Regions from separate parts of the Homo sapiens genome. Here region 2 is linked to region 1. Evidence: chromatin contacts called from ENCODE Hi-C data. All regions are on one chromosome and are shown on one strand. Each heading gives the region's core, a stretch centred on a gene start or an enhancer-like site at or near the end of the contact. The rest is flanking DNA. Distances are from core to core; before and after follow the strand shown.

Region 1 (3,169 bases), core at 438-2,937:
TTTCTCAGAAGGTATCCCCTTTCCCAAGCGATGCATGACTGTATTTAAGATGCGCTGGCAGCGGTGGCTCAGACCTGTAATCCGAGCACTTTGGGAGGCTGAGGTGGGAGGATTGCTTGAGGCCAGGCGTTTGAAACCAGCCTGCGCAATACAGTGAGACTCGTTTCTACAAAAATAAAAAATAAAATAATAAAGGATATTGCTGAGCTGGGTGTGGTGACTCATGCCTGTAATCTCAGCACTTTGGGAGGCTAAGGTGGGAGGATTACTTGAAGCCAGGAGTTCGAAACCAGCCTGGGTAACATGGCAAAACCCTGTCTCCTATAAAGTACATTAATACAAAAATTAGCTGGGCATGGAGGCTCGCGCCTGTAATCCCGGCTACTCGGGAGACTGAAGCAGGAGAATCACTTGACCCCGGAGGCTGAGGCTGCAGTGAGTCATGGCTGTGCCACTGCACTCGAGCCTGGGCAACAGAGTAAGACCCTGTCTCAAGAAAAAAAAAATGTCCCTGGAGTAGATAACTTGAGGAACACTAATTTTACCGAAACAACCGACAATGGCAATGCAATTCTGAGCCTTTGCTATAAAATGGCAGAAAAAGTCAGGAGGAAGTTTGCGTATGTTATTTTTCCCTGCCACTTGCTTTTTAGTCTTTGCAAACCTTTCTCAAATCCTTTTAGAACACGGTATGACATTTCTTTCTGTTTTTAAGCAACAACTATAAGAACTACCACTGACTGAGTGCTTAGGTAACGCCCAATATATTTCACGTAGAATCTCATCAACAGGCCGGGCACCATGGCTCACGCCTGTAATCCTAGCACTTCAGGAGGCTGAGGCGGACGGATGGATTGAGCCCAGGAGTTTGAGACCAGCCTGGGTAACATAGGGAGACCCCTCTTCTCCAAAAAACAACAAACTCTCATAAATCTGTAAGAGGTGACATAGTAAAAACTCTGAAACAACACTCTTTTAATATTTTATCAATTTCCTCCCCATTCGTTTATTTATTTATGCAGCCACTGACCCAGGCATGGTCATCCCTGCTGGGGGCGGACACAGCCCGCGCCCCCAGGTTCGAGGACACCCAATGTTTAGAAAACGGACCCTGCGAATCCCACCGGCCCCACGTGGACTCTCGGAGGCTCCCTCCTCCCTTTGGAGCATTGAAGAACGCGCACAAATCCAGCTTCCACCCGTCACTCGCGCACCCGACATTGGGCAGGCGACCCCACCGCCCCGGAACATCCCGGCGCAGCCGTCGCGAGGAGGCAACCGACCCCGCCGCGCCACCGGAAGGCGCCTCGCGGCGAGTTGTGCGCACGCGCAATGTGCAACGCCGCGCCGCCAGCGGGCGCTGCGGCCAGGCTCGCGTGGTGGGGGAGGGGAGCTGCCGCGCCGGGGCCGGACCACGTGCGCACCACGTGGCGCCCCGGCAGCCCCGGTGCGCAGTAGGGCGGTCCGGCTGGCCACGCTGCGCAGCCAGCAGTCCCCGAGGGTGGCGGGGCCGGTCTCACAGCCGGCGACCCCGCGCCCGCTGACCTCTGACCTCCGACCCCACTCCCCTTAGGGTTACCCCTCGCCGGCAGCCGCGCCGTGTGTTTATAAACAGAGCTCCCGGCGGGCCCCAAAGCCCGGATCGGCGGATTCACGCGAGGGGAACGGAGCCTTCCGCAAGTCTGCGCCGGCCGCGCATGCGCCTTAAGGTTGCGCCACGCTGCTCCTCCTGCGCTTGCGCAGTGGCGGCGCAGGGCGGGCCGCGAGCAGGGCCCGGGGCGGGGCCGGGCTCTGTGGCCGGGCAGGGGAGGGGCGCGGAGAGGCGCCCTCGCCCTTCCCAGCCCTGCTCCTCGCCTTGCGGAGGGTTCACCTGCTGCGTGTCCTTGCGCAGGCCGGCCACTGGCCTCTGAGCCCGGGCTCTCGCCTGCAAAGTGGGGCCTCTGTGGGTGGTCGTGGAGGTGCAGTGGTGACCTGGATGGAGGGCGGCATCGGGCCCCGCAGTGCCCCCTTGGGCAGCTGCACCCAGCAGCTAAGAGGCCCCCTCGAGACACATCAGTCCTAGGGAGGAGCATACCATGCAGTACGATTTAGCCTTAAAATGGGTGGAGTGCAGTTTATGTTGTGTATATCTATATATCTCTAATTTAAAATTTTTACTTTTATTTTTCAGACAGGGTCTTGTTCTGTTGCCCAGGCTGGAGTGCAATGGTGGCATTACAGCTCACTGCAGTCTCCACCTCCCGGACTCAGGCGTTCCTCCTACCTCAGCCTCCCAAATAGCTGAGACCACAGGCAGGCATCACCACACCCAGCTAATTTTTTTTTTCTTTTTTGAGACGCAGTCTTGCTTTGTTGCCCAGGCTGGAGTGCAGTGGTACGATCTCGGCTGACTGCAGCCTCTGCCTCACGGGTTCAAGCGATTCTCCTGCCTCAGCCTCCTGAGGAGCTAGGATTACAGGCGTGCACTAACACGCCCAGCTAATTTTTTTGTATTTTTAGTAGAGACGGGGTTTCACCATGTTGGCCAGGCTAATCTCGAACTTCTGACCTCAGGTGATCTGCCTGCCTCGGCCTCCCAAAGTGCTGGGATTATAGGCGTAAGCCACCGTGCCTGGCTATGTTTTTTTCTATTTTTGGCAGAGATTAGGTCTTGCTATGTTGCCCAGGCTGGTCTTGAACACCTGGGCTTAAGCGATCTTCTCACCTTAGCCTCCCAAAGTTTTGGGATTACAGATGTGAGCCACCTTGCCTGACCTATATTTTTAATTTAAAAATTTTTAATTGTTAATTTTTATGGGTACATAGTAGGTGTATAGATTTATGGGACACATGAGATCTTTGTATTATAATTACATTAGGGTAAATGGGGTTTCCATCACCCCCAGCATTCATCATTTCTGTGTGATGAACATTCCAATTGCACTCTCTTGGTTATTCTAAAATGTACAGCAAATTAGTGCTGACTGTGGTCACCCTGCTGTGCTAGAAAATTCTAGATCTTACTTATGTATCTAACTATATTTTTGTACCCAGCAACCATCCCCTTTTCCTAGTCCCCCCCACTACCCTAATGTTTTGTATATTTTATCACAACTTTATTTTATTATTATTATTTTTTGAGACAGAGTTTCGCTGTGTTGCCCAGGCTGAAGTGCAGTGGCCTGATCTC
Region 2 (3,169 bases), core at 310-2,809, 550 kb before region 1:
TCACTTTTAATTTCCTAAAGAATCTTACCTTCTGCTATGTTAATTCCACTCAGCCAGTAACAACTCAACCAATGACTTAGTAAGATGCCAAATGCCCCACTCCTTCTCTTTCCTCACTTCCTCTTACTCACTTCCAAGATGGCTCTCCTCCCTGCCAACCCCATAACTCACCCTTCTCTCTCCAGAAAGCTCGCTCATCTATTAACCATCCCCACAAGTCCTCCTCCCAGGCAGCATCCAACCCGTATCAGTGGGGACAAACAGCGTTCCGAATGCACGGGCTGGCATTAAGGCCTTCTCTTGCCCTGAGGATGACCCACCCGCTGGAGCTCTGAGACTCCTGGGGCACTGGTCCGTAACGCCTCTCTTGGCTCAGTTTCTCCCTAGCTAGGTCAGATGCCAAGGTTATTGCTAAGTTTGTTACTTGCTGGAGAAGACATCAAAGTTGATGTCCCAAAAAGAACAGGGAGGGCCGCGCACGGTGGCTCACACCTGTAATCCCAGCACTTTGGGAGGCTGAGGTGGGCGGATCACTTGAGGTCAGGAATTTGAGACCAGCCTGACCAACATGGTGAAACCCTGTCTCTACTACAAATACAAAAAAGTTAGCTGGGCACAGTGGCGCGTGCCTGTAGTCTCAGCTACTCGGGAGGCTGAGGCAGGAGAATCGCTTGAACCCAGGAGGCGGAGGTTGCAGTGAGCTGAGATGGCACCACTGCACTCCAGCCTGGGCAACAGAGCAAGACTCTGTCTCAAAACAAAACAAACCCCAAAAAACAAAAACAAACAAAAAAACAGTGAGAAACGAAGAAAAGAAAATCAAGAGAGAGAGAAGGGTCTTAAGACGATGAAAAGACAAGGAGAAGGGCCTGATTCAAAGGAGAGTGAGTGGGAGACGCTGAGCAAGCAGCGGGAAGAGGAGACGAGAGGAGAGGAAGCGACCCACACCCAGCGCTCCACAGGCGGCCAAGACAAGTCAAGCCCCAAAGTTCGGCCCCAACTTTGCGAGAAGTAGTTAAGTCTGAAGCCAGGGGGCCTCCCCGCAAGAGGGTGAAAGCAGCCCCCTCTCCACCACCTCTCCCGCTCCGGGACCGCAGCTCCAGGCCAGCACCCGAGGGTCTCCCTGGAGGGCGCCCCTCCCTGCACGCCCCGGGCCCGCCCCTGGGGACGCCTCTGCGCGCCTTGGCCCGCGGGGAGGCCGAGCCTGCGACGCCGCCGAGCTTGGCAGCGAGGCCCTCCCCCTAGCCCGGGTCCGACCCTGGCCTCACCCCGACTCCGACCCCCGACCCCGGCCTTACGTGTTGTCCTGGTTGAAGTTGGCGAAGAGCAGCTGGCCGGCGCCGGCCTCCCCGCTCTGGCTCGCCAGGTTCATGGCTGGGCGCGCGGCGAGTGGGCCCGGCCGGGGAGGGCGCGCGCGCGAGGGCGGGTCAGGCTGCACTCAGGGTCGGCGCCGGGCCCCGCTCGCCGCCTCGGTCGCCGCCACTCGCCACCCTGGGATCAACCGCCGCCTCATCCCGTCCCCGCTCTTGTTTATGCTCCAGAGCCGGGGCACCCGGTACGCCTGCGCGGCCCCGCCCCCGCGACGCACGGCCTCGAGCGGCGCAGTCGCACTGCGGAGGCCCCGCCCTCTCACCGCCTGCCTGGGCTTGGGTTCCGGTGGATCACGCAGGCGTGGGGACGCGTCGGGGCGCGCTGGGCCTGGCTGAGGGCGAGCGGCGGCCGCTCATGCGCATGGGGCAGAGCTGGCGGGAGTCTGTTTTCTGCGTACCCTCCTCTTAATAACACTCAATGGCCAGGCACGGTGGCCTGTAATCCCAGCATTTTGGGAGGCCAAGGCGGGCGGATCACCTAAGATCAGAAGTTCGAGACCAGCCTGGCCAACATGGTGAAACCCCGTCTCTACTAAAAATACAAGAAAAATTAGCCGGGCTTGGTGGTGTACGCCTGTAATCCCAGCTACTCGGGAGGCTGAGGCAAGATAATCGCTTGAACCCAGGAGGCGGAGATTGCAGTGAGCCGAGATCATGCCACTGCAATCCATCCAGCCTGGGCCATAGAGCGAGACTCTGTCTCAAACAACAACAAAAACAAAAACAAAAACACCCCAATGGGCCCTCCATGTGCCAATCACTGTGCTGAATGCTTCTGCGCATTACCTTATCATTTTATTATTTTGAAAGACAAGGTCTCGCTCTGTTGCCTAGGCTGGAGTGCAGAGGCTCAATCACAGCTCACTGCAGCCTCAAACTCAGGCTCAAGCGATCCTCCCACCTTAGCCTCCCAAGTAGCTGGGACCACAAATGCATGCCACCACACCCTGCTAACTTTTAAGTTTTTTGTAGAGATGGGGTGGGGGCGGGGGGGGTCTTACTCTGTTGCCTAGGCTGGTCTCGCACTCCTGGCCTCAAGTGATGCTCCCACCTCGGCCTCCCAAAGTACTGGGATTACAGATGTGAGCCACTGTGCCCAGCCACATTATCTTATTTGATGCCCATTACAATCCTAAGTAGAGAATAGTATATCTTAATTTTACAGATTTGAAAATCGAGGCTCAGAAATAATTATTAGCCAAGTGCTAGATCTGAGACTGGAAACGTCCTGTTTCTCCAAGGTCCATACTGTCTGGGTTCCTGGGACAGAATCGTCCCTTAAATTTATTCATTCATTCAACAGTATTTAGGACGCACCTCTCATGTGAACTAAATAGGCCTCCTCCTTTCCCTCAGAGAAGTTATAATGGGGAGATATTTAAATATAAATAGAAGGCCAGGTGTGGTGGCTCTTACCTGTAATCCCAGCACTTTGGGAGGCTGAGGCGGGTGGATCACCTGAGGTCGGGAGTTCCAGACCAGCCTGGCTAACATGGTGAAACCCCGTCTCTACTAAAAGTACAAAAGTTAGCTGGGTATGGTGGTGGGCACCTGTAATCTCAGCTACTAGGGAGGCTGAGGTGGGAGAATTGCTTGAGCCCCACAGGTGGAGGTTGCAGTGAGCCGAGATTGCACCTCTGCACTCCAGCCTGGACGGACGACAGAGTGAGACTCCATCTAAAAAGTAAAATAAAATAGGCTGGGCATGGTGACTCACGCCTGTAACCCCAGCACTTTGGGAGGCTGAGGCAGGTGGATCACCTGAGGTCATGAGTTTGAGACTAGCCTGCCCAACATGG

Evidence for each region. Hi-C counts contacts between places; a loop is a spot of excess contacts on that map. Pooled maps may share reads with other maps.
Region 2: a loop to region 1 is called in a map of CD8-positive, alpha-beta T cell, with 5 times the contacts of the local background. The contact joins the promoter of WIPI2 here to the enhancer-like site in region 1. A Hi-C loop is called at or near these places in 1 of 168 maps with a recorded cell type or tissue (CD8-positive, alpha-beta T cell) and 10 of 50 pooled maps.

The regions. Positions count from the first base shown.
Region 1 is chr7:4,640,374-4,643,542 of GRCh38, reverse strand. No RefSeq gene overlaps it. Among named protein-coding and RNA genes, the nearest start is that of FOXK1, 40 kb to the left of the region's middle. RefSeq lists silencers at 1,234-1,623, 1,724-1,923. Within about 2 kb of position 1,687, at least 36 of the 41 ENCODE cell types and tissues checked have a DNase peak (open chromatin) inside an H3K27ac peak, as active enhancers do; they include CD8-positive, alpha-beta T cell, where a contact is called at or near this core.
Region 2 is chr7:5,188,623-5,191,791 of GRCh38, reverse strand. WIPI2 (WD repeat domain, phosphoinositide interacting 2) reads right to left here and starts at 1,559. Exons shown (of 13, transcript NM_015610.4): 1 at 1,299-1,559. The coding sequence starts at 1,372. RefSeq lists silencers at 1,065-1,114, 1,125-1,774.